2 separate regions of the Homo sapiens genome follow, and region 2 is linked to region 1. Evidence: read pairs that join two places in POLR2A ChIA-PET (ENCODE). Cell type or tissue: PC-9. All regions are shown on one strand. Links, peaks and the distances in the headings refer to the core of each region. The heading gives the core; the rest is flanking DNA.

Region 1 (15,568 bases), core at 2,800-10,799:
TGCGACATGGAGAAACCCCGTTCTTTTCATCCTCTGCTACGGAGAAGGGACGAGGACACGGGTCCTGCAGTGTTGGTGTGGCGAGGCCCGGAAGAAGAGAGAATGGGCGGCGGGGACTGGCCACGGCGCTGCTAGGTAGAACAGAGGCGGACTTGTTTTCTCCGGGTTGGAGGGAATTTTGTTGTTGTTTTTTTTATTTTTTACCAGGGTTCAGGGTGGGCATTCAGGGAGCCAGCTGCCGTTTGGCACCACGCGGAATTCGGGCCCTGACTTGGGAGGCCTTGCGCTCCCGTGGCTCCAGTTCAAGGAGGGTCCAGATGACCCGGGAGAGTGTGGTGTAAAGAAGATTCAAAGGTGGGGGAGGGAGATATGGCTTCCCCCTACGCTTCTAGGTTCTTTAGCTGGGCCACAGATTAAATTGTCATAAGACAGATTAACAAGAGAAAAACTATTTTTACATACCCATGCACTGGAGGGCCACAAAAGTGGGAGACTGAAAGAAGGGCCAGGGAATAGGAGCATGGGCCTTTTGGGGCGTGGTGGAGACAAATTATGGAAGGGTCAAAATGTATGATGAATAAAGGTTGCTTTGTTAGGCTCCCAGGTGATAAAAGCTGTCTCCAGGCAGCTCTCTTTCTGATACAGATACGTTTACTCATGGAAATTTCCTTTAAAGATGTAAATTTCTCTTTACAAAAGGGGAGCAGTTGCCGGCGAGGTGAAGTTTTCCTGTGTTGGCTGGTTCTGTTTCTTTTAGCTCAGAGTCATCAGTATGTCAGGGTGGCATATTTTGATGCCAATTAATTTGAGCTTTTTCATGTATTTTGGTAATGAAATGTCACATGCCTGTAACACATATAAACATAGGCATACAGACAAACAGAAGCAGATCTTTTATAAGATTCTTCATTAGCCAGTTTTCTAATAGTCTATGCCCACTTCAGATGATCGTCTGAAGTGATCATCCAGTTAGATCGTCTACTTAGTGATCCTCCACTTAGTGATCGTCCACTTTAGAGGATCAGTCTCTTGATTATCTTTTCCACTACCCTAAGTAATTAGTAGCTAGGCAACCCTAAGCTTGCACTTTCAAAAGACTATTAGATGAAACAAAGTAAAAAATTTACATCTAAAAGACACAGAACTTGTACCTAAACAGAATTATTTGCTGAGACAAAGAAAGGCATAGGTTACAAACTGGTTAAAATTACCAGGAAAAGTATTTTAAACAGAGGTACCGTACCGTTTGTTATGTAAACTTTAAACCAATGTCTTCCCCATCCTGAAATTTTCTAGTGGTTTAGGTCCACCGAGGGAGATGCCCTTACAAAAGGAGGTTTTTTTTCTTTTTTTTTTTTTCTTTCTTTCTTTTTTTTATTTTTTTCTTTTCTGAGACGGAGTTTCCCTCGGTCACCCAGGCTGGAGTGTATTGACACGATCTCGACTCACTGCAACCTCCACCTCCCAGGTGCAAATGATTCTCCTGCCTCAGCCTCCCAAGTAGCTGGGGTTACAGGTGTGTGCCACCACACCCAGCTAATTTTTTTTTTTTTTGTATTTTTAGTAGAGATGGGGTTTCACCGTGTTGGCCAGGCTGACCTCGAACTCGTGACCTCAGGTGATCCACCCGCCTTGGCCTCCCAAAGTGCTGGGATTACAGGCTTGAGCCACAGTGCCCGGCGGTAGATTTCTTTTATAAAGAGTTTCAGGCTGGGCGCCTTTGGCTCACGCCCTTAATCCCAGCACTTTGGGAGGCTGAGGTGGGCAGATCACTTGAGATCGGGAGCTGGAGACCAGCCTGGCCAACATGACAAAACCCTGTCTCTACTAAAAATATAAAAATTAGACAGGCTTGGTGGCGCACGCCTGTAATCCCAGCTACTGAATAGGCTGAGGCACGAGAATCGCTTGAACCTGGAGGCGGAGGTTGTGTTGAGTCGAGATCCTGCCACTGCACTCCAGCCTGGGCGACAGAGCAAGACTATTTTTTTTTTTTTTAAACAGAGTTTCAAAGTAGCCAGCTAAATGTCAGGAAGTTGCATTTTGTCAACTGATTTAGTTTGATAGATTGTTTCTTCTTCTTCTTCTTGTTCTTCTTTTTTTTTGAGGCAGAGTCTCCCTCTTTTGCCCAGGCTGGAGTGCAGTGGCGCTATCTCAGCTCACTGCAACTTCTGCTTCCCGGGTTCAAGAGGTTCTCTGCCGGGCGCGGTGGCTCACGCCTGTAAACCCAGCACTTTGGGAGGCCGAGGCCGGCGGATCACGAGGTCAGGAGATTGAGACCATCCTGGCTAACGTGGTGAAATCTCGTCTCTACTAAAAATACAAAAAATTAGCCGGGCGTGGTGGCGGACACCTGTAGTCCCAGCTGCTCGGGAGGCTGAGGCAGGAGAATGGCATGAACCCGGGAGGCGGAGCTTGCAGTGAGCCGAGATGGTGCCACTGCACTCCAGCCTGGGTGACAAAGCGAGACTCCGTCTCAAAAAAAAAAAAAAAAAAAAAAAAAAAAAAAAAAAAGAGATTCTCGTGCCTCAGCCTCTTGAGTAGCTGGAGTAGCTGAGATTACAGGCACCTGCTACCACACCCAGCTAATTTTTGTATTTTTAGTAGAGAGAGGGTTTCGCCATGTTGTTCAGGCTGGTCTCGAACTCCCATACTCAAGTGATCTGCCTGTCTCGGCCTTCCAAAGTGCTGGGATTACAGGCGTGAGCCAGATCGATTGTTTCTTAATGAGATTTCTGACTTCAGGATGGAGCCTCTTAATGAATAGGACAGTGAAAGAAGTTGCAGTTTTCAGGGCCTAATATTTAAATATGTGAAAAGCAGGCACAGCTGAAAGGCAGAACATTCAGATCTTTAAAATTTAAGGATTCTACTTTTACATTGAATCCCAGGTCCCCAAGAAGAGGGAAATACGACTGAACCAGTGTGAATTCTTTCCACAGTTTTCCTCAATACAAGGACATTTCACAGAGGCTGGTGGGCGACCTGACTCCATCAGTCCACTCTGCAGTCAGCCTCTCTCCCACAGGAGTCTTCAAGTGTTCAAAGCACACCTTTTAAATCTAAACAGGCAAAGAAACAAGTTGCCTCCTTCAGTAGTGACCATTCACTGCAACAGCTGTCAGCCACTTCCAAAACTGCAGCTTTTGCCAGTGACTTGCCAGCCATCACACATGAAAATGTCAAGTTCTCCACCACAATACAAAGTAATACCTCATACTCCAAAAGCCAGAGATCCAGAAACTCCGTGCAAAATAGAGCAGAGCCACAGACCTGAGAGAAGCCTACTCATGACTCTTAGATTCCATGAGAAAGACTGAAGACCCCAAAAAAGGGTGGGCATGGCCCCTTTTTCCGTGTACTCAAGGGGTCTCAGGAGTGCCAGAAGTCTCCTATGTGTTCAAGATGGCAAAAGGGAGAAGGAGCAGAAGTGGAAGGAAATGGAAGAGTTAAGTATTAGAGGGGCCAGTTTGGGAGATTTTAAGCTTTCTAAAAGGCCAATGAAGTTTTACATTTTTCTCAACCAAAATAATGCCAACAAGGTAGGAAGCAAACAGTGGCCTCCAACATTTTTTTAAAAGGGGTTTCAGTCGACTGAAAAATATTATCAGGAATAAGATCGAAAAGAGAAAAAGCAGAAGGGCCTTTTTTAGTTCTCAAAAAAAAAAAAAAAAAAAATTATAGCCTGAATGTCAGCCTTTAATTAAGCAGCTGACTCTGACCACAGAGCTTTTTTTTTTTTTTTTTTTTTTTTTTTGAGATGGAGTCTCACTCTGTCACCCAGGCTGGAGTGCAGTGGCATGATTTTGGCTCACTGCAACCTCCACCTCCCAGGTTCAAGTGATTCTCCTGCCTCAGCCTCCAGAGTAGCTGGGATTACAGGCGTGCGCCACCACAGCTGACTAATTTTTGTATCTTTGGTAGAGATGGGGTTTCACCATGTTGGTCAGGCTAGTCTCGAACTTCTGACCTCATGATCCACCCAACTCAGCCTCCGAAAGTGCTGGGATTACAGGCGTGAGCCACTGCGCCCGGCCGACCACACAGCTCTTTAAAAAAATTTTTTTATATCTCTCATGAGCAGATTTCAGCCAGGGCAAACAGAAAGGAGATTTCCCATTTAATTTGTCTGGTTCTAAACCCAGCTTTTCCCAATTGTGCAGAAAATTGAATTACTTTAGGCCTTTCAAAGGACCCCTATATTGGCCATCATAATTTGGGGTCCTCTCGAGTCATGTGGGCCAATGTGTGCAAATACTTATAAGATGAAACTCAGCAGGTATTGCACATAAAACCAGCTGGTGTCTCCGAGGGAGGGTGCCTCCTTGGGGAGTCCTCAGACCCGGATGATTTGTTACCCATAATTTAGAGACCTGAATCATTCATGACTCTGAGCAGTGTTTTGGGCCTAAATGTGCCGCTTGTGAGTGTATCACTTCGGTGTGTCACCAGTAAGTCAGGTCTCCTCTCTTATGTGTCTCAGAAACGCTGAATCCCCTGAAGGTCACAGAGGACTCACAAATGCAAGATGACCAGCCTTTATGCACACTCACTGGCAGGGTGAGAGGGTACAGATGTTCTCACAGAGGAAACCCTGTAAGGCCACTGAATGTTATGGACAAAGTCCTGGCACCTCGCCAAGTCTCTGATTATTTAGAGTTCCCTAATGGGCCAGAGGGAGTGAGTGCCTTTAATCTTCGGAGGGAAGTATTCATTCTCATAAATTAGGAAAAGGGACTCCAAGAGAGGTTGGTCCAGGGTGAAACAAGCACAGTTTCCATAATGAAAGGTCACAATGCAACAAGACCTTGGCCCCAAACCAAAGTAAATTGGCGACTTAAGACCCATGTGTTGGCAGATAAAAATCCTGATCCCCTGACCTTAGGAAAGTCAGAGATAGGAGTTCATGTTGGTACCAAGTGCCGCTTTCAGAGAGAAACACTGGGCAGTGGTGGAGGGAGGGACCTATTCTGCCAACTATGCCAGATATGTTGACCCAAAGGAAAAAACTGAAGCTAAATTAATATAAGTATAGAGTTTATTTTGGGCCAAGTTTGAGGACTGCAACCCAGGAGTGTATATTCCGGGCAACTTAAATAGATACTCCCAGCTTGCAGTCCTCAAATTTGGCTCAAATGAACTCTACTGACATTAATTTTGCCTTCGTTTTTCTTTTTGGGGGGTTGACATAGTGTGATGTTCACTCAGTCAACAGTTTGTTTCTGTCACAGGCACTTTTTGTTACCTATGCTATGTGGGTCATGTAAGGAAAGGTCCTCAAGGAGTTAAAATCCTTCATAATCAGACTTCTGGGAGATTGCATACAAAATGCAGTTTTTTGGTGGAGTCTGGCCTACTTTTTGGTGGCCCAAGAGCTGAATGACTTTTCACCTTAACAGGGCAGTGGTTGCAGGTTGGAGACCCTGCATTGTGGGCATCCACATTACTGGGCATTTCGGCCTTTTCAAGTAACCGGGTGGTGCTCTTGTTCTCCCATGGAAGACAGATGTTTAAAGATCTTTCTCTAGCATAACTGCAGGCAGGGCCTGGCCCTGCCCAACACTCAGTATATTTAGCTGTAGGATGCCACACAGTGGTTAATACCATGTGTTTATTTTGTAGCTCCTAGACAGCAGAGAGATTATAACCTGCTTTTGCAAATGATAAAATGGAACCTCACCAGCTAAGTAATATAGACCTATAAACTAGCAAAACCAGATGTTTACTTCTGCCATGGTTTGAATGTGTCCTCGAAGTTGATGTATTGGAGAGCTGGGCATAGTGGCTCATGCCTGTAATCCCAGCACTTTGAGAGGACTGGGTGGGTGGATTGCTTGAGCCCAGGAGTTTGAGACCAGCCAGCCTGGCCAACATATTGAGAACCCATCTCTACAATAAAAATAAAGATTAGCTGGGTATGGTAATGTGCACCTGTAGTCCCAGCTACTCTGTAGGCTGAGGTAGAAGGATCACTTAAGCCTGAGAGGTTGAGGCTGCAATGAACTGTGATCAGGCCTGCACTTCAGAGTGGGCAACACAGTGAAACTCTTGTCTCAAAAAGTTCATTTATTGAAACTTAATACCCAATGTAACAGTGTTGAGAGAGAGGACTTTTAAGATGTGATTATGTCAGGAGGGCTCTGCCCTTTTTGTTTGTTTTTTGAGACGGAGTCTCACTCTGTCGCCAGACTGGAGTGCAGTGGTGTGACCTCGGCTCACTGCAACTTCCGCCTCCCAGGTTCAAGCAATTCTCCTGCCTCAGCCTCCCAAGTGGCTGGGACTACAGGCGCACACCACCACGCCCAGCTAATTTTTGTATTTTTAGTAGAGACAGGGTTTCACCATGTTGGCCAGGATGGTCTCCATCTCTTGACCTCATGAGCCACCCGCCTCGGCCTCCCAAAGTCGTGGGATTACAGGTGTGAGCCCCCGCACCCAGCCGGCTCTGCCCTTATAAGTGGATAGGCGCTGTTAGGAGTGGATTAGTTATTGCTGGAGTGGGTTTCTGATAAAAACATGAATTTGCTGTCCATCACCACCCATGCTCTCTCTTGCTCTTCTGCCTTCTGCTATGGGATGATGAAGCAAAGAAATCCCCTGCCAGATGCTAGCCCCTTGACCTTGGACTTTCTAGCCTCCAGAACTATAAGAAATACATCTCCATTCCTTGTAAATTGCCCAGTCTCAGGTATTCCGTTATATCAGCATAATATGGGCTAAGATTCTCAGAGCACTGGGGTTTTCTAGTTTCAGAGATTTGCAACTGACTGGACTGTCAATATGTTTCCTTTGGCTAGTTCAGAGACTTGTTTGCTTTTAAATCAAATGTTATTCATTCCAGAGTAATACTTCATGTAATTTAAACTGTTTAATCAAATAGTACCAAAGGCTTTTTTTTTCTTGACTCAAGTGAACTCATAAGAAAAGGCTAATTTAAAAAAATAGTGGTTTGAGACTCCAGTTACCCTATATATTCTCTGCACCCCTCTCCCCTATCAAGACTTCTGTGAGGAAACTTAGTTTTTTCATCTGGGACATAACTGCTTATTTTATTTTATTATTATTACTATTTTTTTTTTTTTTGAGACGGAGTCTAGCTCTGTCGCCCAGGCTGCAGTGCAGTGGCGCCATTTCGGCTCACTGCAATCTCCGCCTCCCAGGTTCATGCCATTCTCCTGCCTCAGCCTCCCGAGCAGCTGGGACTACAGGCACCCATCACCATGCCCAGCTAATTTTTTGTATTTTTAGTAGAGATGGGGTTTCACCGTGTTAGCCAGGATGGTCTTGATCTCCTGACCTTGTGATCCACCCGCCTTGGCCTCCCAAAGTGCTGGGATTACAGGTGTGAGCCACTGCGCAAGGCTGTAACTGTTTATTTTAAAATCATGTTTCTTGCCTTTCTTTCCCTCACTGTCTCCCTCCCTCCCTCCCTTCCTCCCTCCCTTCCTCCCTTCCTTCCTCGTTTTTTAGAAAGAGGGTCTAGCTGTGTTGCCCAGGCTGGTTTTGGACTTAAGGATTCCTCCCACCCTGGCCTCCCAAGTGCTAGGATTATAGGCATGAGCCCCCATGCCCAGCCTTATATTGCCTTTTTTGATTCCGTAATGGACATTATCTATTTAAGGGGAAAGTTTTTTTCCTTCCACTCTTCTAAGGTCCAGGGCCCCTGTAACAGAAGATTAATAATAAAAAAAAAACAAGCATTGCCAGGCACAGTGGCTCACGCCTGTACTCCCAGCACTTTGGGAGGCTGAGGCGGGCGGATCACCTGAGGTCAGAAGTTTGAGACCAGCCTGACCAACATGGAGAAACCCTGTCTCTACTAAAAATACAAAATTAGCCGGGCCTGGTGGCACATGCCTATAATCCCAGCTACTCAGGAGGCTGAGGCAGGAGAATCGCTTGAACTCGGGAGGCGGAGGTTGCGTTGAGCTAAGATTGTGCCGTTGTACCCTAGCCTGGACAACAAGAGTGAAACTCTATCTTAAAAAAAAAAAAAAAGGCTGAGCGCAGTGGCTCACGCCTGTAATCCCAGCAGTTTGGGAGGCCGAGGTGGGCAGATCACTAGGTCAAGAGATCGAGACCATCCTGGCCAACATGGTGAAACCGCGTCTCTACCAAAAATACAAAAATTAACCAGGCGTGGTGGCGTGCGCCTGTAGTTCCAGCTACTCGGGAGGCTGTGGCAGGAGAATCGCTTGAACCCGGGAGGTGGAGGTTGCGGTGAATTGCACTCCAGCCTGGAAATGAGGGCGAAACTCTCTCTCCAACAAACAAACAGAAAAAAACAAGCAGAAGTTTATTACCATGTATATGTTCTATATACATGGGAGATACCCAGTGGAATGAAAAATCTTGAAGAAGTGGTTTTGGATTCAGGCTTAAATACCATGTTCAGCTAAATCAAAGAAAGAAAGATATGGGGGAACTGAGCTATGGGATAGTGACCAAGAAAAGTATGATAAATAAAGGTAAGGTTTGTTATGCAGGTTTGTGTCTGTGCTTTCCCCGTTGTTAGCATTCTCTTGTGATTGAGAGACATTTTTCTCTTTCTTATATAGAAAGGGTCTCACCTGTGGCCAGGAGCGGTGGCTCACGCCTGTAATCCCAGCACTTTGAGAGGCCGCGGTGGACAGATCACGAGGTCAGTAGTTCGAGACCAGCCTGAGCAACATGTTGAAACCCCGTCTCTACTAAAAACAAAAAAAATTATCCGGGCGTGATAGTGCGCACCTGTAATCCCAGCTACTCAAGAGGCTGAGGCAGGAGAATCGCTTGAACCGGGAGGCAGAGGTTGCAGTGAGCAGAGATCAAGCCACTGCACTCCAGCCTGGGTGACAGAGAAAGACCGCATCTCAAAAAAAAAAAAAAAAGGGTCTCACCTGAAATGGAGATTCCCTTTATAGATGAACATTTGTCTTACAAAAGGGTGACTTCGGCTCTCTTTTCAGAGCTTCCCCTGTGTCTGCTGTTTCTCAAAATGATCCTTAGCCAAAAAGGTGTGCTTTGAGGTAGCATATTCTGGTCTCCTACAGCTATTCAACTGAGGACAGAGTAGGTAAGATTTTAGTTGTTTTACTACCCTTGTCTCCTTCCTTCCTATGTAGTCATATTATAATAATTTTTGCTAAATTAGTAGTTAATATTAACATAAGTATTACTTTGCAATATCATTCACTTTTGCATCAAATAGTGACCTATGATTTATTTTGTATTTTTAAAGTAGTTAATAAGAGCCTGAGTTTTATTCATTTGCTTTTTTTTTTTTTTTTTTTTTTTTTTTTTTGAGATGGTCTCGCTCTGTCGCCCAGGCTGGAATGCAGTGGTGTGACCTCAGCTCACTGCAACCTCCATCTCCTGGCTTCAAGCGATTCTCCTGCCTCAGCCTCCCGAGTAGCTGGGACTACAGGTGTGCACCACCATACCCAGCTAATTTTTGTATTTTTAGTAGAGATGGGGTTTCCCCATGTTGGCCAGGCTGATCTTGAACTCCTGACCTCAAGTCATCCACCCACCTCAGCCTCCCAAAGTGCTGGGATTACAGGTGTGAGCCACCATGCCTGGCTGAATATTATTTTAAACTTTGGAAATATCTTAACATGCTACATAAACTAATGAATTGTTTAGCCCCAGGGAAAAAAGCATCAGCGCCCCCCCCCCCTTAAACTGGTGGGAACTCTTGTAAAATGGACTATTTAGGAAATGCCATTGCAAATAATAATAGAATTCAGAATGTGCAGTTCTATCACATTCCTTTTCCATCTAGGCAATATAGTTACATATTTTTCAGGAATTTGGAACTTAGTTTGGCCATATGTTGTTTGTTCAGCTCCTGTGGCAAAAATAATTATTTGTTGGATTATTGGATATTTTCATAGACTTTACCACCTCCCTTCCAAACTCTCTTAGGCCTCTGTGCATAAGGCATAATATTTTTTAATTTTTATTTAATTGTTTATTTGTTATTTTTTGAGACAGAGTCTCGCTCTGTTGCCCAGGCTGGAGTGCAGTGGTGCAATCTTGGCTCACTGCAAGCTCTGCCTCCCGGGTTCACACCATTCTCCTGCTTCAGCCTCCTGAGTAGCTGGAACTACAGGCGTCTGCCACTGTGTCCGGCTAATTTTTTTGGATTTTTAGTAGAGACGTGTTTTCACCGTGTTAGCCAGGATGGTCTCGATCTCCTGACCTCGTGATCCGCCCGTCTCGGCCTCCCAAAGTGCTGGGATTACAGACATAAACCACCGCACCCAGCCTTTTTTAATTTTTTATTTTGTAGAGATGAGGTCTTGCTATGTTGCCGAGGCTGATGGCAAACTCCTAGCCTCAAGTGATCCTCTTGCCTCAGCTTCTCAAAGTGTTGGGATGACAGGCGTGAGCGGCCAAGGCATAGTATTAACACCTCTAAAGGATGGCTGCAGGAGGTCTGTATCATCTTACCATTATTCTTGCTTATGACACACCACAGCTTTCCATTAGAAGATATTTTAAGTATTTACTTTGGAAAAGCACTGTATCATACCTAAAAAGCTAACTCCGCTACTACCCAGTTGTTTACTATGTAATCTTTGTGGAGTAGGTTCTCCTATTCCATGGATCAGTGATAGTGAGGGTGAGAGGAGTCCTTTGACAGTGTCCACAGATGAAGCCAAAGGGAAATCTTTCTTGCTGTAGCGACCTGTGCCATTTCTCATCTGTACTCTGGCAAAGTCCTTTTCTCTGACACCTTGGAGGCGAATGGAAGGGAAAGCATTTCACTTTCTCCTTAGTCTGTTCCCCTTAATCCCTCCCTCCTCCAGTATTTACTGTGTTCCAAAAGGGTCTCTAAAATCAGTTCATAAGGAATGGTTCAGGATGAAGAGAACATTAAATCATTAAGCATTCCTATACTTTGCAGCCATTCTGAAGTATTAAAATGAGTACTTCCTTGTAGGTTTAGAGGGTTAAGGCACAGATCTGAGCTACAAATATTTGTCTTACTTTTTTGGGGGAGGTGTGAATCCCTCTAAGAGCCCGAGTTGCTCTTTGAGTGCACGAACACCTCACCTGCAGAATTTCCTTCGCATCTCGCCGCCTGTCCCAGATACAGACTTTGCGTGCTCAGCATTCTGGGTCTCCCTCGGGTTCAGTCCCTGGATGGAAATAAGGAAGTCCTGGCCCATCTTTGGTGGCAGGTGCCACCTAGCACAGGGAGGAGAAGCGTTCTGCTCTTCCCAGGTAATACCTGTCTGTGCGGGGGAAGGAAAAATGGCTTCCCTACACCCTTCTAAATTCTTTGGGTAGGCTATGAATTAAATGAACATAAGATGGATTAACAGGAGGAAAAAAATCTTAATTATATCTCTATGTATGGGAGTCCCACAAAAGTATGAGACTCAAAGAAGCACCAGAGGAACCTTATATAGCATCCTCAGCTGCAGAAAGGAACAGGGGATTGGGGCTTCTTGGGGGAGGGGTAGAAATAAATTATGGGAGGATGGGGGAGGAAACATATGGTGAATAAAGTTTGCCTTTTTATGTAGATAAAAGTCTTTCATGTAATAAAATTTGTCTGGGAGCAGCTCCTTTCCTGATACAAACTCCTTTATTACTAATGTAAATTTGCTTTATATAATCGATGTAAATTTCTCTTACAAAATGGCAGCTCTTCAGGGCTACTCCTTGTCTGCAGTTTCTCAAAGTAATCAGCTTGAAATAATTAATATGCCAATGAAGCATATTTTAGGGTGGCATATTCTGGTGCTGTGCAGTCATTTTTGGGGTGCTGTGTCCTGGCCTCAACATCTGTAAACCTGGCAGGCAGGCGGGCGGGCGGGTGGAATTGGAGCTGGCGTTGCAGGCCCATGGGTGAGGGTGCCTCTGGGACGGGCCTGTCCACGCAGCTCTGTGCATCCTCCGCTGTGCCCCCACACTGTGTTGGAACAGATTGCACTCTTTTCCCCCAGGAGCCTGTTCAGTGTTGAGTACATGGATGTTATGCTAGGTCAGTAACCTGAGAAAAACACAGTGATGTTTTGGAACCAGAGGACCCACTGTCTTCTCACCTCATGCTCTCCCTGCAACCTCTTGCTTTCCTTTCTCCTCCAAATAAGATCATTGTGCTGAGAGACATTAGTTATTTCAATGAACATAATTTCTGGATCTCTGCAGGATGTGTTATCTCATCAGTTTATATGTGATCTGGAATGCTGAGCATATTTTATTAACTGTTTTAGATATAATATACTAAAATGTAGTTTTGAATTTTCTCTAAGAATCTCCTTTTTATTCTGACCTGGCTGCTGTCTTTTGTTCATAAAAGTATGTTACGTTCCCATTAAAATGGTTGATGGTTTTGTTTTTTGTTTTCCAGTTATGAAAAACCTCCTCCTGGGCTTATCAAGGTTAGTGTGAAGTTTGTACTCTTGGTTATCCCACTAGACATACTTACAGACTCAGTAATGCATTATGAAAAATGGTTGCATGACATTTAAATGCCCTTTTATGAAAAGCCTGTTTCTTTCCTGCAGATGACTGAGGGGTCATAATTTTTAGTGTTGTCACAAGCCTCTGCCTTTGTGGAAATTTCATCAGCCATGTTTCCCTTCCCTGAGGAACCAGTGCAGGCCCACATGGGTTCCTTGGCCGTGGCCCCCTTCTCTCTGACTGGGGAACGGCATCTTTAAGCTCAGCTGCCTCCTTTTCTTGTCAGCCTTACTTGGCTCAGTCCCTCAGTCCATCCTGTGTTGGTTTCTTGAGTATCAGCAGCTCAGAGAGCAGTCAACTCCGAGGAGACCCGACAGCTCATCCAGTCCAGCTCCCCGGTGGAGGCATCCTTCCTGCAGCTCCTGGCTACGGCACCAGGGTGTGTGCGCACGAGGGAGACTTAGAGTGGCAGGCCACGGCCAAGAAAACTTGCTGTTTCGTAACTGTCAATGGAGAAAGATTCTTCGCCAAGCGCAGTGGCACATGCCTAAAATCCCAGCACTTTGGGAGGCTGAGGCAGGTGGACCACCTGAGGTCAGGAGTTCGAAATCAGCCTGGGCAACATGGCAAAACACTGTCTCTATTAAAAATACACACATACAAAAAAATTAGCTGGACGTGGTGGTGCACATCTGTAATCCCAGCTACTCAGGAAGCCAAGGCAGGAGAATCTCTTGAACCTGGGAGGTGGAGGTTGCAATGGGCTGACATTGCACCACTGCACTCCAGCCTGGATGACAGAGCAAGACTGTCTCAAAGAAAAAAAAAAAAAGATTCTTAAAAACCATCTTTCTATTGAAATTTAATATTCATGGAAACTTGAAAAAATTACAGCATGCATGCGACTGTAAAACATGATAGGGGCCTTCAGGGTATAATAAGCTATTGTAGCATAATATGCCATTTCTATTATTCCAGGAAGCCTGGTTTACTTTAATTCATACATCTTGCTTCATTCTACATTTTGAGGTAGTGAAACCTTTTTTTAAAAAACCTTAGAATCTAATTTACATCAAAATTTGGAGCTCACCAGTCATTGCTATATAAGGACAGATTTTTCTGCTTCACCAGTAACTTTTCTCTAAGAACAGCTACATTGTTTTTGGTATAGTTCTTCTGGTACATTTGTTTCCTTTTTTTTCGATCAAGTGTAACTGTCTTTCTTTCTAGTTTTGAGGGGTAATTAAGATGACCTTGGCACCCACAGACCAGGAAAAAGCCAGGTGAGGGTGACTCCTAGGGAAGCAGGAGAGAATCCCAGCGCTATCTTGCCATGCTATTTGCACCTTGTTCCCTTTGTTTAGGAAGATGAGGCTAAGCCAGAAGATAGCATACCAGATATACCAGGCAATGAATACGCCAGAGAATTTCTGGCTCATGCACCAACTAAAGGACTTTGGTTGCCACTGGGGAAAGAAGTCAGAGTTATGCAGTGTGAATGTGGGAGAGTTCCCCTAATCCATGCAACTTACATGCCGCAACTTACAAAGCGCGTTTACTTCTTTTATTTAACTTGTTCTCACCACAGCCCTCTTAGAGCCAAGGCATGTTCTCTGTCTTCTAGATGAGGAAACAGATGTGTGTATGTCAGTAAGTGGTCCCAGGGAAGACGTAGAGCAAAGCTTTGACTCTAGGGTTCCTGATTCCAAGTCCAGCATTCTTTGCTCAGGACTGTCACTGCCTTGGGAGTACACTCTTCGGTGTTACTCCTGTAATAGAAAGGACTTTCTGGAAAGTAATAGGAAGTAAAGAAAGTAATAGAAAGGAAATGCCATGGGAGTGAGGGATGCATTAGAGAACGGGTCTTTTTGGGTCTTGCCTCTGTTGGGCACTCTCTATCAGTGGTGCTTTGTCCATGTAACGGAGAGAAGCTACCATGGGAGGATGGGTCTACACAGGTGGAACTCTCTGTGCGCATGCCCTGCCCCTCCGTTGCAGTTAACACATTCGAGAGCGTACGAAATTACTCTTCCATTGGGAGGCCGAGGCGGTGGATCATGAGGTGAGGAGATCGAGACCATCCTGGCCAACATGGTGAAACCTCGTCTCTACTAAAAATACAAAAATTAGCTGGGTGTGGTGGCGCATGCCTGTAATCCCAGGTACTCGGGAGGCTGAGGCAGGAGAATCGCTTGAACCAGGGAGTCGGAGGTTGCAGTGAGCTGAGATCACGCCACTGCACTCCAGCCTGGCGACAGAGTAAGACTCTGTCTCAAAAAAAAAAAAAAAAAAAAAAATCAATCTTCCAAAGAGTCAAGCTTTTTTAGTTGGTTGTTTTGATGTTTATCTCCACATCTTAACCCCATAGTTGCATTGTTGCTCCATGATTTTTCAAGTTTGGTCATTTTCTGATGCCTCTGTACAGTGGAAGATGAGTATGTAGTTCTCTCTCCTGCTCTCACCACACATGTGTACCCTTTTATATCTCATTTTCCCAGTAATTATTATATCATAAACTTAGTTAAATAAGTCTTTGGTATTTACTATGATTATGACCAGAGGTGAGCTGTATCTTGCAAAATGTGTCCGCTCAAAATGTGTCCTGTTTTTATTGTTTTTGAGTTTTTGTTATTATTATTATTGTTTTTGCTTTCCATGTACTGATCTGTAATTCAACCTCAACATTTTTCCAAGCTTCAAACTTAAGACCTTCAATGTATATACTTGAGATGTTCTGTCCATTTCATCTTACTGAAGGTGGCTACTCCCATGCGTATCATCCAGGCATCTCCCTTTACCAATATATGATGGACTGAATGTTTGGGTCTCCCCATAATTCGAATGATGAAGCCCTCATCTCTAATGTGATGACATTTGGAGATGGGGCCTTGTGAATTAATTAAGGTTAAATGAGATCATGAGGTTAGGGCCCTCATGATATGATTGGTGCCCTTTCAAAGAAGAAATTCTAGAGATCACTCTCTCTTGTGTAGGCCCAGGCTCATACATACATTCTCGCTCTCACTCTTGCTCTCTCCTGTCCTATCCCTACCCCCTTGTGCCATGTGAAGACAAAGTAAGAGGGCTGCCATCTCAAGTTAAGAAGAAAGCTCTCACCACAGACCTACCTTGCTGGGACCCTGAGCTCAGATTCCAACCCTCCAGAGCT
Region 2 (15,568 bases), core at 4,867-12,866, 55 kb after region 1:
CCACGCTGGGCTAATTTTTGTATTTTTAGTAGAGATGGGGTTTCACCGTGTTAGCCAGGATGGTCTCGATCTCCTGACCTGGTGATCTGCCCGCCTCGGCCTCCCAAAGTGCTGGGATTTACTGGTGTGAGCCATTGCGCCTGGCCACTTTTCCCCAGCTTTCTTAAGTCACTGCGCAGAGGTGAGAGGAAAAAGGAAAAGTGATACCCAAAATAAAAGGACATAGTATACTCATATGATTATTGTATCGCAGGTGGCATTGCCTTTATGTTCTTGTTTAATTTTTTAAAACTGAGATAACTTGTTAATCATAATATAGTACAGCTTGTACTTGTGACCTGAATTTACTTAGGGTGCTGAGCGTAATTAACCTGATGGAGCCATGTCATCTATCAGTATGGTTGGAAAGAGAGAACAGACCTAAGCTCTGAATGTGACTAGAGCAGAGGAAGCTATGCTGAAATTTTTTTTTTTTTTTTTTTGGGACGGAGTCTCGCTGTGTCGCCCAGGCTGGAGTGCAGTGATGCGATCTCGGCTCACTGCAAGTATGCTGAAATTTTTAAAACTTGATAGATTCTTCAAAAGGCCAGGTGTTTGTTTTTTTGGTTTTTTTGTTTTTTTTTGGTTTGTTTTTTAATTGATGCCTGTCACAACTCCAGAAAATTCTGTTTGTGTAGCAGTTGACAATCTAAAAAACAAATGGTCTTTTCCAGACATTCTCAACTGTCGTGGTTGTTTTGATAACTTGAAAGCAAACTGTTTCTAGCACCCATCTCTTGTCCTTCCTAAGGAGAAAACTATCTCATTGAAATAAAGAAAGGCTTGTTTTATGACTGGTGCCTTTCTGGACTCTCATTTAGTTTTTTACACTGACATCAGCCTCCTCAAGATTGGTCGTCTTTTAAGCACTAGTTTGTTTCATTATTTGTACCATCAAAATATGTGAGAAAAGGAAAAAAAAAGGAAAAATTATCTTAATATTTTAGAACACTGAATTCAGATTTCAAGTGTCAAATGTTTGCAAAAAAGTCCCAATATTCTCTGAAAACATTGGATTTCTCTTATGTAAAATACCATTTAGACAGAATGAAAAAAGAGAACTGTATTTGGAGTGCTGAGACCTTGAAATTGGAATCTTCGGACCTGGTGAAGGTGTGGAATCCAGGAGTTGGGAAAGTGCTGCAAAAGCTTCACCAGTGGGTGGGTTAATAAAAATAATTTCGAATATCTGTGTAGTGCTGTGTGTCAGGTACTGAACCAAGTATGAAATGTAATCCTAGAACAATTCATTGAGAAGAGAGTTGTACTTTTAACTACATTTTATAGATGAGCAAACTGAGGCATAGAGAATAAATAACTTAAAAAGGGCCACACAGCTATTAAGTTGCAGAACTGGGGCTTTAACCCAAGTAGTTTGGGTTTGTACTCAATTATTTTTCAACGGTTGACCTCCATGGAGAACGCCTTGGATCTTTTCCAACAAAAATTTTTAATCTTCTCTATTGACATTTGTAGCATTGGGAGATGCAGCACTCCCTAAGTTAGTAATGTACAATTTGAATGTGCTTCCTACAGGTGAATGATTTATAGCCGCACTGCCCCTCCTGGAGGGAGACCTATCATTCCTTCATTCCTACTATATAATTTATTTTATTTTTAGTTGGCAAATAATTGTATGTATTTGTGGGCTACAATGTGATGTTTCAATCTATGTACACATTGAGGAATGATTAAATCAGGCTATTTACATCTGTCACCTCATGTACTTATTTTTTTTGTGGTGAGAACATTTAGAATCTTTAGCAGTTTTGAAATACACAGTATATTATTGTTAACTGCGATCATCAACATGCTGTGTAACAGATCAGTAACACTTATTCCTCCTGTCCAATGGAAACTTTGTACCTACTACTGTGCTTATTGTAGCAGGCCTTGCTAGCAGCCTCCTTCCCATCTTTTTATCCTTTCTTCCTTTTTCATCCACAGCTCAGTTAATTGCTGATTGGTTTCTTTATCACATTCAATAGTTCTTTAATCCTTTATTCGTTCCTCAGTCTCTATATTCTGCCTGGTTAACATTGGAAAAGCTTGCTTTGCTTCTATTTGTGTTTCCAGGCTACTCAGTGGGAGGATGCTACAAAGTACACACCTCTAGGAATGAAAACTTGATTTCAAAGTGAAATTAGACATCTATCCCCCCTCATTGCCTCCCCCCAAAAAGCCAAAACACTGCCATCAACCTCTGACATCTTTAAAAGTATTTGGGATTTTTTAAAAATTTCAACATTTCATACTTTTAATCTTGGTTCCTTATCCTTTAATGTTAATAATCAGAATCTGTAAAACAATTTCATGGTCACTTATCTCTTTATGAGTATTAAAGTAGTATTTACTTTGTAAATTTTCTTTGCTGATAGACTTTCAGGCATGTTTTGCTGCTTATAGTGAGAAGTTAAACACCTTTTTAATACTGTTATTTTATAGGAAAGTTAAGTGAGGAATTCAGACAACCAACTTAAATTTGTTGCATAGAAACACAGTTGTCTCTTGGTTTCAGTGGGAGATTAGTTCCTAGGTCCCCTTGGGATATGAAAATCCAAGGACACTCAGGTCTCTGATAAAATGCCGTAGTATTTTCGATAACCTGTGCATATCCTCCCAATACTTTAAGTCATCTCTAGAAATAATATTTTGTGGGAAGAGTTTCAGATTTTTAAGTAGAATTGTATATGTTACTGTCGATTGCTAACTGATTTAATCCTGACAATCATTTAGTAACAATGTTTCAAAACTTTTATGTGTTGGAATTCACTCAGAACCTCGGAGACTTGGGCATCCTAGAGAAAATGTATTAGAAGCATTTGTTTTCAATCAGTTTATAAATTTTTGACTTCTGTAGGTAGTCTTCGGATTTAAAAATAAATAGGACTTTGTCCTGTAATAATTCGTAGAAAGTCAGTGGGTAGAGGCCGGACGTGGTGGCTCATGCCTGTAATCCTAGCACTTTGGGAGGCCGAGGCAGGCAGATCACCTGAGGTCAAGAGTTTGAGACCAACTTGGCCAACGTGGTGAAACCCCATCTCTACTAAAAATGTGAAAAATTAGCCGGACATGGTGGTGCGTGCCTGTAATCCCAGCTATTTAGGAGGCTGAGGCAGGAGAATTGCTTGAACCCGGGTGGTGGAGGTGGCAGTGAGCCTAGATCACACCATTGCACTCCAGCCTGGGCGACAGAGCGAGACTCTGTCTTTAAAAAAAAAAAAAAAAGTGTGTAGACAGTGGAGGAGAGGATTTCATCCTGTGTATAACATTTTAACCTTATCTTTGCCATTCTCTGCGATCAAGCAAATCAGTCAAAAACACTGAATTGAGCGCAGGACTTAAAAGAAGGAGTAAGAATATGTACACTTTTTATGTCAAAGTACATTGCACTTTATTAAGATTGTGAATTTCATTATATTGTGTTTGCATGACTCCAATTTAATTCTTATGCTGGTTAGCATTTTTTACTATGGAATATATTCTAATGATCAGTGTTAGAATATAGGACTTTCTTACTAATCTGGAAGCACCTGATACCAGGAATTGTGGCTTATAACAGGGATTTCCCAAAGTAATTTAAGTGTTTTTGAATAGCTTTTTCTCAGTATGGATTTTTTTTTTGGCAGGTTATCTTGGGGAGAGATGTCTTTTTTTTTTTTTTTAACCTTAATTAAAGGTACTCACACTAGATAAGAACATGTTTCGGAAGTCCACGGAACTAGCAGGAATTGGGGAAAGCAGTTGTGTGACTAGGTAAAAGATGTTAGAATATTTTGGTTGAGAAGAAAAGTGGAATATATATAAATTAGATTAAGAATTATATTTAATTCCGCGTTCAGGAATTTAAAGTTTGTGCTTTTCCTTGTTTTGTGATCTGAAGAGAAACATTATTCTTGCAGAAACAACTTGAGGTACGTATTTTAGTCACTGACTAAATATTTCATCAAGAAGCAGTGTAAGGCCAGGTGCGGCGGTTCACACCTGTAATCCCAGTACTCTGGGAGGCCAAGGCAAGTGGATCGCTTGAACGTAGGAGTTCAAGACCAGCCTGGGCAACATAGTACAATCCTGTCTCTTAAAAAAAAAAATTAAAATTTGTGTGTGTGTATGTGTGTGTATATATATATATATACACATATATGTGTATATATATATATACACACACATACACACATATATATATAAAAGAAATATAAATTTTTAAAAATAAAGCAGCGTTTGGTAAATGTGGCCTGTAACCTGTTCTTGTAAACAAAGTTTTATTGAAATAACATTTGTTTCCATATTGTCTTTGGCTGCTTTCAGGCTGCAGCAAGAGTTAAATCTTTGGGATAGAGACCTTATGGCTCCCAAAGCCTAAAATATTTTGTCTTTGTTATGAGAAGAGAGAATAGTGTACCTTTTGAAGTTTTATTATTATTACTATTTTTATTTTTATTTTTTTGAGACTGAGTCTCTCTCTTGTTGCCCAGGCTGGAGTGCAGTGGTGCGATCTCGGCTCACTGCAACCTCCTCCTCCTGGGTTCAAGCCATTCTCCTGCCTCAGCCTCCCGAGTAGCAGGGATTACAGGCACGCACCATCACACCAGGCTAATTTTTGTATTTTTAGTAGAGACGGGGTTTCACCATGTTGGCCAGGATGGTCTCAATCTCCTGAACTCAGGTGATCTGTCCACCTCAGCCTCCCAAAGTGCTGGGATTACAGGTATGAGCCACTGTGCCCAGCCTTTTTTTTTTTTTTTTTAAATTAAAAATTTTAGAGGCAGAATCTTGCTGTTGCCCAGGCTGGAGTGCAGTGGCATGATCATAGCTCACTGCAGCCTTGAACTCTTGGCCTCAAGGTACCCTCTCGCCTTGGCCTCCCAAAGTGCTGGGAGTACAGGCATGAGCCAGCACAGCTGGCCAAAAGTTTATTTTGTAAAAATCAGGTAATCATTGCATATATTAAGAAAATCCAGAAGGTTTAAATAGGTCTTCAATAAGTTTTTCCTTCCTCCTGTGTGATCCACTGTTAGTAGTAGGGCTGAGCACCAGATACCTTTGCTCATTTTACCTGTACTACAATTTTTCTTACGGTAAAGAGTAAAATTTCTTGAACTCATGTCTCTATTAAAAGTTTGAAAGAAAAAGATTAAGATAGCTACATTTCAAGAAAAATGTTTCATATACCCAGCTTGCTTCACTCATTTGCTTGCTTCTTGGCTTTTAAGTTTGTCTAGAATAGCTGGTTTTTAAAACACCATGTTTTTGAATGACAGCTGTAGCTGTGGCTGTAATCTGTAGTAAGAGTAAAAGCCCTTGGTGTTTTGGAGCTTTAGTGTTTGGCTTCTCTGAATCCGAGTATGTAAAGTGCAATGATTGGCACTTAGTATTCAATAAACATTTGTGGAATTTAGCCATTCATTCAGAAAAGAAAATTAAGTCAACAGTTTCCTTGATACCTGAGAATTAATCTGGGGAAGCTGGCTTCTACAGATAACAGGGTCTGTGACGTTTTGAAGCTGATTTTAGATATAGAATGATATACAAAATGTAATTATTGAAAAGGGAAAATTTGTAAAATACGTCACATCAGTTGGTAATTAATATAGTACATACTGAATTGCTTCAGAGGATTTAGAGTACTGGTTTCAAGTTTTAGGAGGGAAGGAGCCTTTTACAGAAAATGTTTGTGTTGTGGGCATTTGAAGATGGTTGGTTGATCGTCCTAAACTTTGCAAATTTTCACATTTTTATTTTTATTTTCGTGAGACAGAGTCTTGCTGTGTTGCCCAGGCTGGAATGCAGTGGTGTGATCTCAGTTCACTGCAACCTCCTCCTCCTGGGTTCAAGTGAGTTTCAGCTTGAAGCAGCCTCAGCCTCCAGAGTAGCTAGTATTACAGGCATGAGCCACCATACCCGACTAATTTTTGTATTTTTAGTAGAGACAGGGTTTTGCCATGTTGGTCAGGCTGGTCTTGAACTCCAGGCCTCAGGCCTCAAGTGATCTGCCCTCCTAGGCCTCCCAAAGTGCTGGGATTACAGGCGTGAGTTACCACACCTGGCCAAGCTTTCACATTTTTAGTTAATACCTTTTGAAGTCCATGCTCCCAGAGGGGTGAGATACTTAATTTTATTTATTATTTTTTGTTTTTGTTTTGTTTTGTTTTTGAGACGGAGTCTTGCTCTGTGACTTGGGCTGGAGTGCAGTGGCACGATCTCGGCTCACTGCAACCTCCGTCTGCCAGGTTCAGGTGATTCCCTGGCCTCAGCTTCCTGGGTAGCTGGGATTACAGCACGTGCTACCATGTCCAGCTAATTTTTTTGTGTTTTTAGTAGAGATGGGGTTTCGCCATGTTGGCCAGGCTGGTCTTGAACTCCTGACCTCAAGTGATCCACCGACCTCAGCCTCCCAAAGTGCTGGGATTCCAGGCATGAGCCACCACTCCTGACTTTAATTTTATTTTTAATTGTACTTGTTTATTTACTTAGTGTCATATCTGAATGACTTACTTTTTCTGCCTATTTTAAGGTAACTTTTACGTAGGCTGCCTCTCCAGGAAGAAAATGTATCCTGGATTACAAAAGAAGAGTGGGAAATAGGGGAATCTAATAAAGCTGTGTTAATGAGTATGACTTTGTACTTTTTTAGAAGCAGACTTCAATTGTTTTAATACGGTTTCATGGATACGATAAAAAATCAAATCTGGCAAAACCCAGTCGTAAATGAGGCCTCCCCAAAATCATTGCAGAAAATCATATTATTATATGGTTAATGAAATGACCAGAGTGAGCCTGTACCGCTAGCCTGCAAGAAATTCTGGGGTCTAGCGGCATGATTTAAGTCTGTCTTGGCCCTGGCCACCAGTTGCTGTCACCTTGTTTAAACATGGATGGGGACAATTTTGAGTCCAGCTACTGGGATTAGGACTTCTACTTTATTAATGCATATATTTCTGTAAAATATATTTCTAGAAGTAGGATTAGTAGATTGGTATTAAGCATTTCCAGTGCCAAGTATTATTAATACTTGCAATTTTGAAATTCAAAAAGCTCTGAAAAATCAAGTTGTTAAAAAAAAAAAATCTTTGCTAGTAAAACCTGACCTGAAGTAACGTGAGGCTATATATAGTCTTTATTTTTGACACCATTCATAGTTGCCTCAGCAAAGATAATATGTTTGATTATCCATTGCTACCTGAGACTTCTTGAGAGGATTTCATAATGTAGGGTACATGTGTCACAATACCTCTATAAAATCTGGAAAAGTGTAAATTCTGGAGCGTGTCTTGTGTCAAGAGTTTTGAATAAGGGATTGTGGGTATGTATCAACTTACTCCTCTGTGTAAGAATGCTTGTTTTTCCACACCCTCAACAACACTATGCCTTGCTGCATTATTAATGTGTGGAAATAGCCAGTGATTTTAAGTATTATTTGCCTTAGAGATTATAGTAGTAGAACTCAGATTTATAGTGTGACATGCTGTTCTGGAAGAGCAAAGTTATTACCTTAAATGACCCAGAGTCTCACTCTGCCTTTGCACCTGTTTTAGTTACTTTCAAAGTTAACTTGGCTGGAAACTTGACTGTATATCAAGTTAGCAGTTACTGTAATAGTATAGTTTGTCAGGAAGTGTATGTCATTCTCTTTGACATAATGGATGGTATTTTGTGAGGAAAAATAACAGTGATTCTAATGATGGAGTCATTTCTCATTATGGTAACTAATGGTCATCTTAACAGTTGGTGAAAAAAGAGGTGGCAGTTTTTATAGTTAACATATTAGTAGCATTCTATTTGGGATTTTCCTCTTTTCCTGATTTGTAATTCCTTTGCCATGTGTTGTGAATACTGAGTTCCAAATTAAATTTTTATTCAGCTGGAATTTTGGTTTTTTTTTTTGATGAATGGTATGCAGTATGACTAAAGCCTAGGTTTTTTTGCCCCCTTGAGCAGTTAGCCACTTCCAACATTATTTGTTGAAATAAACCATTCTTCCTAACTTGAGATACCATATTTATCTTTATCATATCTAATTTCTTTTTTTTTTTTTTTGAGACGGTGTCTTGCTCTGTCACCCAGGCTGGAGTGCAGTGGTGCGATCTTGGCTCACTGCAATCTCCACCTCCCGGGTTCAAGCAATTCCCCTGCCTCAGCCTCCTGAGTAGCTGGGATTACAGGCACACACTACCACGGCCAGCTAACTTTTGTATTTTTAATAGAGACAGGATTTCACCATGTTGGTCAGGATGGTCTCGAACTCCTGACGTTGTGATCCGCCTGCCTCGGCCTACCAAAGTGCTGGGATTACAGGCATGAGCCACTGTGCCCGGCCAGTCATCTCTGGTTTCTTATGTGTACTTGGTTTTATGGCAGTTTTATAGTACATTTAATATTTTCATAAAAATCATTAAAAACTTGCCCTTCTTCCCCTCAAATATCTTAGCAACCTTTGTGCATTCTTCCAGATAAATCCCTTGAAAATAGGATTTAGATTGGATTTGTATTAAAGTTACATATTAATTCGGAGAACATTCATATTTGTGTAATATGGAGTTTTCTGGGTAGGAACATATACCCATTACATTTTATGTTTTTTTTTTTTAAGTAAAATATACTTTTATTTGTAAAGATTCCTAGGAAAGAACCACTCCACAAAGAAACAAATTACATATAGTTCTCCTAGTGAATTGAATGGCAAATTTGAAAATTAACAGTTTGAATCTATTTACCGTATAGTTTAAATTAAATATGAAGACTTTGTGAACGTGTTTAAAATATATTCGGAGAACGAGAAATCTCTGTGTAGGAGAGCAGGTTTTTTGTTTTTTTAAAAAAATATTTTTTCTTAAATATTATGATCATTTGTTGCTACCAGACAAATAACTAAGAGATCTGGCTTTGGTAATTTAAGTTGTCTATTTTGAAAGAGCTTTAAAAATGTGTACTTATTCATGTGTTCGTTATTTTCTGTGACAGTTATATTTTGTATAGAAGGCAAAAGTTAACTTGAAATTACAACTGGTAATTTTCTTGTTTTTTAATTTTAAATGTAGACTAAGAATCTTCATTTTTGTCATGTTTCACTTTTATGGTAATGTCTAAAGTTGAACTTGAAATAAATATGATTTCTATTTAAGGCTGCCATTTTAAACGTTATATTCTAAAACCGTACTGGCCTAGATACTACAACTGAACTTTTTTTCTTTTTAGTTACTCCACAGGATCCGCTGAACATAGGATGTTGCCACAAAATCTACCTCGTGTATTTTTCTCTTTCACTCATGAGCTGCACAATTGCAGATTTGAGCACAATGTCTGCAGACTGTGTTGAAAAACTCTGAAGAACCTAATTAACACAGGATGACCTAGGAGTGATTCTAAGTCTGTGTAACAAGATATTACTCATTAGTGAATGTGTCAGTCTTGGTACTGAATGCTGCAGATAACAGCAAGTAGGTTCTCCTTTATTTCTGAAGTATTCACTTGACCTTCCATCAGTAAGACGGACTTTTCTAATCTGTTCCTGGAGATATTAATGGAATACAGTCATGTCCACTCAAGACGAGAGGCAGATCAATACTGAATATGCTGTGTCATTGTTGGAACAGTTGAAACTGTTTTATGAACAGCAGTTGTTTACTGACATAGTGTTAATTGTTGAGGGCACTGAATTCCCTTGTCATAAGATGGTTCTTGCAACATGTAGCTCTTATTTCAGGTAAGTACTTTTAATGTTTTAAATAGAAATTCTTTGAAATGTTATTTAATTTTTTAAAAAGCCACATCTCAATTTTTGTTTTTAAGTTTTGCTTAAGGTTTCTATTCAGATGATGTAGTACTTGGCAAATCTCATTCTTGCATGTGTAAGAGACACATGAAAGAAGTTTTATAAAGGTTGAAATACAAGAAATGTGTTGCAATTAACTAAGGTAAAGTTTTAATGTTGGGAAGGCAGAAAGGTTTAGAATATTCTTTTTCCATTAAAAGAGAAAGAAAAATGGGATAATTTACACTTTGAGATTTTAAAATGCTGCCTTTAGAAAACAGTGATCTCTGTTTTTAAACTGACAAGTTATAGGCTCAAATAGTAATTTTTAGAGGGTAAAAATTGGTGCTGTTAGATAGGTTAAGACTTTTCTTTACAAAATATATTTTTTCTCACTCTTTACTATTACCATTTGTGATATTTCTTTATACTAACTAGACTCTTTGCCAGATTTAAATATTTAATAACTAGTAACGTTGGTGTTCTCTATGCCTCTGAATGCAGAAGTTAATTTAGTTACTCTTTGCTAATAACAAATACATAAAGCTTAACTTTACATTTTTATGATCTTTTGCGTCTTTGTTGTACGTTTCCTGAGCAGAATAGAAGCCAAGGCATAGATGGATTGCTTTATTTGTTCTTTGCTTTTAGGTAATTTTGACTTAATATTTGAAAGGGACAGGGAGAATAAAGGTGAATTAAATGTGGACCTGTATATTTCTACTACAAATATTAACAGACATAAGCAGCAATCATTAGTGAGTTTGATGTTGCTGTTTTGTTTTGTTTTTGTTTTTTTTTTTTGAGACGATCTCACTCTGTTGTCCAGGCTGGAGTGCAGTGCAGTGGCGCGATCTCGGCTCACTGCAACCTCTGCCTCTTGGGTTCAAGTGATTCTGCTGCCTCAGCCTCCCAAGTAGCTGGGATTACAGGCACGCACCACCACGCCTGGGCTAATTTTTGTAATTTTAGTAGAGATGGGGTTTCACCATGTTGGTCAGGCTGGTCTCAAACTCTTGACCTTGTGATCCGTCTGCCTTGGCCTCCCGAAGTGCTGGGATTACAGGCGTGAGCCACTGCGCACCGCCTGTTCTGCTGTTCTTTAATGGCAGCTATAGACAGGATAGATTTCATTTGACCTTTCAGGGCTGACTGACTTTGTATGAAGATACCGAAACTTCACATTCCCTAACACATCCCATGATGATTGCAGAAGCTAAGGCTCAAACACCAGTTGTTGCCTTTGCTATGCCTACAATTTTTTTTTTTTTTTTTTAAAGACAGTCGCAATCTGTCACCCAGGCTGGAGTGCAGTGGTGCTATCTCGACTCACTGCAACCTCTGCCTCCCAGGTTCAAGTGGTTCTTGTGCCTCAGCCTCACAAGTAGCTGGGATTACAGGCACACACCACCATGCCCGGCTAATTTTTTTTGTATTTTTAGTAGAGACGGGGTTTCACCATGTTGCCCACGCTGGTCTCAAACTCCTGATCTCAAGTGATCCACCCGCCTCGGCCTCCCAAAGTGCTGGAATTACAGGTGTGAGCCACTGTACCCAGCCAAGTCTGGGAAGTTTGTTAACCAATCAGTCCCCCACAGATACCAAGGGACAACTGTGTATTATACCTAAAACAAATCAGATATTTATTAAATAAATAAAAATAGTTCAATATGTGTTTGGGGTTGAAGCCATCCATCATTAAAATCTTGTGCCTGGGACAGTTTCATATCCACAGGATATAATTTGAGCTTTTCACAAGTGTTCTTCAACTAGATTCTGCTGGCAGAATTGTAGATTTCGAGATCTTTACATCTAATGCTCCTATACATCTACTGTAGAGATTTTGCCTTCTGAACTAAATACATTCTTCCTTTGTAGTTTGAGTTACCAGTTCTGTCTATCCCACCAATAATTAGTAGGTACCTCTGAATAATAGTTTTAATATTTCTTGGTAACATTTATAGTTCATTTTAGACCCAAAATGAGAGAATTGCTTGAGAATTACTCAGCACTTCTGTTGTGGTACTTCAGCCTGTTACAATATTATGAAATTAAGTATTTGCTGTTTCTGGTCGGGAGTGCTGGCACATGCCTGTAATCCCAGCACTTTGGGAGGCAGAGGCGGGCGGATCACGAGGTCAGGAGATTGAAACCATCCTGGCTAACACGGTGAAACCCCATCTCTACTAAAAATACAAAAAATCAGCCGGCGTAGTGGCGGGCGCCTGTAATCCCAGCTACTCGGGATGCTGAAGTAGGAGAATCGCTTGAACCTGGGAGTTGGGTGTTGCAGTGAACTGAGATACCACCACTGCACTCCAGCCTGGGCAACAGGGTGAGACTCTGTCTCAAAAAAAGAAAAAGAAAAGCACCAGATCCTATTGGCTCTTTATAGTGGGTTTTGTTTGTCTGTTTGTTTGTTCCTTTTTGAGGTGGAGTTTCACTTTTGTTGCCCGGGTTGGAGTGCAGTGGCTCGATCTTGGCTCACTGCAACCTCTGCCTCCCGGGTTCAAGTGATTTTCCTGCCTCAGCCTCCTGAGTAGTTGGGATTACAGGCACCTGCCACCACGCCCAGCAAATTTTTGTATTTTTTAGTGGAGACAGGGTTTCACCATGTTGGCCAGGCTAGTGTCGAGCTCCTGGCCTAAGATGATCTGCCCACCTCGGCCTCCCAAAATGCTGGGATTACAAGTGTGAGCCACCAAGCGCCCAGCTATAGTGGTTTTTGTATTCATTTCTGCCAATATAACTTAGTTTCTTACCTCTTAGGTATATTATTGTCATAGCCTGATAGCCAGTTTTCCTGTCTCTAGCCTTTAGCTCTTATAGTCTGTCAGCTTAGAGTATTCATCCTACATTTATCACTTACATTTTGTCATGCTAAATTCAGACTTGAAACCCTTTGGTTTTCCCCACTATCTACAAGGAAAAGCTCAGACTCTCTTGTCTCATTTAAAGGCCCTCTGTGATCTGACTGCTCTCCATCTTTCCAATTCATTTTCTGGTTTCCTGCATGAGCCCTTATGTTCAAGCTATGCCCCTTGAACAATTGCTTCTTATGTTCTACCCTGTTTTATCCATTTTGAATGGCTTCTTCATCTCTGTCCTTGAGGGGCCCAAGTTAGTGCCCAAGTTAGTGACTGTTGTGACACTCACTGTTGACCGCTACATGCAGAAGCTTTTCTCTCCTATTTTCCTCTCTTACCTATATATGGGCATTCTACTTAGTATTCTCCATGATGCCAGTTGCCTTTCCATCATGATTTCCTGTATATAATAGATTTTTAGGAAAGTGTCCTGCATATTTTTAGAGAATTGTTTGAGTAAATGAATTTTTAACAGCTTTATTGAGATGTAATTTACATACCACAAAATCTACCCATTTTAAGTATATAATTAAATGAATTTTAGTATATTTACAGTTACACAACCATTTCCACAATCTAAATTTAGAGCACTTTTATCACTTTGTGTCTATTTATAGTCACAGACCCCATTCTTACAGTTCTAAGGAACTACTAATCTACCTTCTGTCTCTATATTTTCCTTTTTTAGACGTTTTATATAAACGGACTCATATACTATGTGGTTTTTTGTGTGTGGCTTCTTTCACTGAGCATAATGTTTTCAGGTTCATTTATGTTAAAGTATATATTAATACTTAGTTCCTTTTTATTGCTGAGTATTATTTCATGGTATGAATATAAGAAGTGAATAGAATTTTGAGATTTTCACTCAAAATGGCATGGTGGAATAGTCTGGTATATATTTGGGACTGGATTTTATTCTTATCTGTCTCCCTCAAAAATTTCATTGGCTAGGCACAGTGGCTCATGCCTGTAATCCGAGCACTTTCAGAGGCTGAGGCAGGAAAGATTGCTTGAGCTCAGGAGTTGGAGACCAGCCTGGGCAACATAGGGAGGCCTTGTCTCTACTAAAAATAAAAGAAAAAATAGCTGGGTGTGGTGGTGCATGCCTGTAGTCCCAGCTACTTGGGAGACTGAGGAGAATCGTTTGAGCACAGAAGGTCAAGGCTGTGGTGAGCCATGATGGTACCACTGCACTCCAGCCTGGGGGACAGAGCAAGACCCTGTCTCAAAAAAAGAAAAAGTTTCTCTTATAAGTAAATACCCTAAATAAACACCTCTTATTGTCTAATTGTTCTTTTCAGCTCTACATTTGTTTTACACAAAACCCTTACAACTTTGTTTTCTTCATCTCCCCTGTAGGGCCATGTTTATGAGTGGACTAAGTGAAAGCAAACAAACCCATGTACACCTGAGGAATGTCGATGCTGCCACCTTACAGATAATAATAACTTATGCATACACGGGTAACTTGGCAATGAATGACAGCACTGTAGAACAGCTTTATGAAACAGCTTGCTTCCTACAGGTAAGCATATATATATTTTTTTAGACGGAGTCTCTCTCTGTTGCCCAGGCTGGAGTGCAGTGGCACGATCTCCGCTCACTGCAACCTCCGCCTCCCAGGTTCAAGTGATTCTCCTGCCTCAGCCTCCTGAGTAGCTGGGATTACAGGTGCTAATTTTTGTATTTTTAGTACGGGGTTTCACCATGTTGGTCAGGCTGGTCTTGATCTCCTGACCTCGTGATCCACCTGCCTTGGCCTCCCAAAGTGCTGGGATTACACGCGTGAGCCACTGTGTCCAGCCTACAGGTAAGCATTTTTTTACTCAGTTACATACATGAGTTGTAGCTTATTGGTTTATTATGTGGTTTATTTTGTGAGGAAACATTGTTAAACATTTTTTATTTATGTTTTTGAGATGGGGTCTCGTTCGGTCACCCAGGCTGGAGTGCATTGGTGCAGTCATGGTTCACTGAAGCCTTGAACTCATGGGCTCAGGTGATCCTCCTGCTTCAGCCTCCTGAGTAGCTGGGATGACTAAAGGTGTGCACCACCATGCCCAGCTACTATTTTTATTTATTTATTTATTTATTTATTTTTATTTATTTATTTTTTTGAGACGGAGTATCATTCTGTCACCCAGGCTGGAGTCTAGTGGCGCGATCTCAGCTCAGATGCAAGCTCCGCCTCTGGGTTCATGCCATTCTCCTGCCTCAGCCTCCCGAGTAGCTGGGACTACAGGTGCCTACCACCACCCCCGGCTAATTTTTTGTATTTTTAGTAGAGATGGGGTTTCACCGTTGTTAGCCAGAATGGTCTCGATCTCCTGACCTCGTGATCCACCCACCTTGGCCTCCCAAAGTGCTGGGATTACAGGCATGAGCCACCACTCCCTGGGCCAATATTTTTATTTTTTGTAGAGACACGATCTCACTGTGTTGCCCAGGCTGGTCTCAAAATCCCAGGCTCAAGCAATCCTCCTGCATTGGCTTCTCAAAGCCCTGGGATTACAGGTATGAACCACCATGCCTGGCCCAGTAATGTCTTTTATCTATGTAATTTTCTTATTACGTGTTTTAGAAGGTAAAAGGTTTTTTTCTTTTTACAAAATGTGTAAGGGAAAAACAATAGGATTTGATTACCCAGTAAACTAAGTAGTTTTGTGATGGGAATGTAAATCTGTTAATAAAAGAGATAGGTGAAAATTTTATACTGGTTTCGTGTGTTTTACTACCTAATATACCTGAGAATTTTGATTTCAAGTTAAAGTAATTTTTTTTTGAGACGGAATTTCACTCTTGTTGCCCAGGCTGGAGTGCACTGGCACAATCTTGGCTCACAACAACCTCTGCCTCCTGGGTTCAAGTGATTCTCCTGCCTCAGCCTCCTGAATAGCTGGGATTACAG

The links. Peaks named below come from ENCODE experiments on the same cell type or tissue, not always from the same donor. Only the 100,000 strongest peaks of a DNase experiment are listed, where the experiment ranks them.
Region 2: POLR2A ChIA-PET joins it to region 1 with 10 read pairs; 21 of 35 experiments call an interaction of 5 or more read pairs at or near these places.

Annotation. Positions count from the first base shown.
Region 1 is chr7:32,926,887-32,942,454 of GRCh38, reverse strand. It overlaps the pseudogene RP9P. Among named protein-coding and RNA genes, the nearest start is that of FKBP9, 23 kb to the left of the region's middle. RefSeq lists an enhancer at 543-1,431. In PC-9, for the core only: no CTCF peak of the experiment used is centred there; no DNase peak of the experiment used is centred there.
Region 2 is chr7:32,873,609-32,889,176 of GRCh38, reverse strand. KBTBD2 (kelch repeat and BTB domain containing 2) reads left to right here. Exons shown (of 4, transcript NM_015483.3): 2 at 9,235-9,742; 3 at 14,020-14,185. The coding sequence starts at 9,573. Among named protein-coding and RNA genes, the nearest start is that of KBTBD2, 10 kb to the left of the region's middle. RefSeq lists an enhancer at 1-417. In PC-9, for the core only: no CTCF peak of the experiment used is centred there; no DNase peak of the experiment used is centred there; H3K27ac peaks cover 3,518 bases.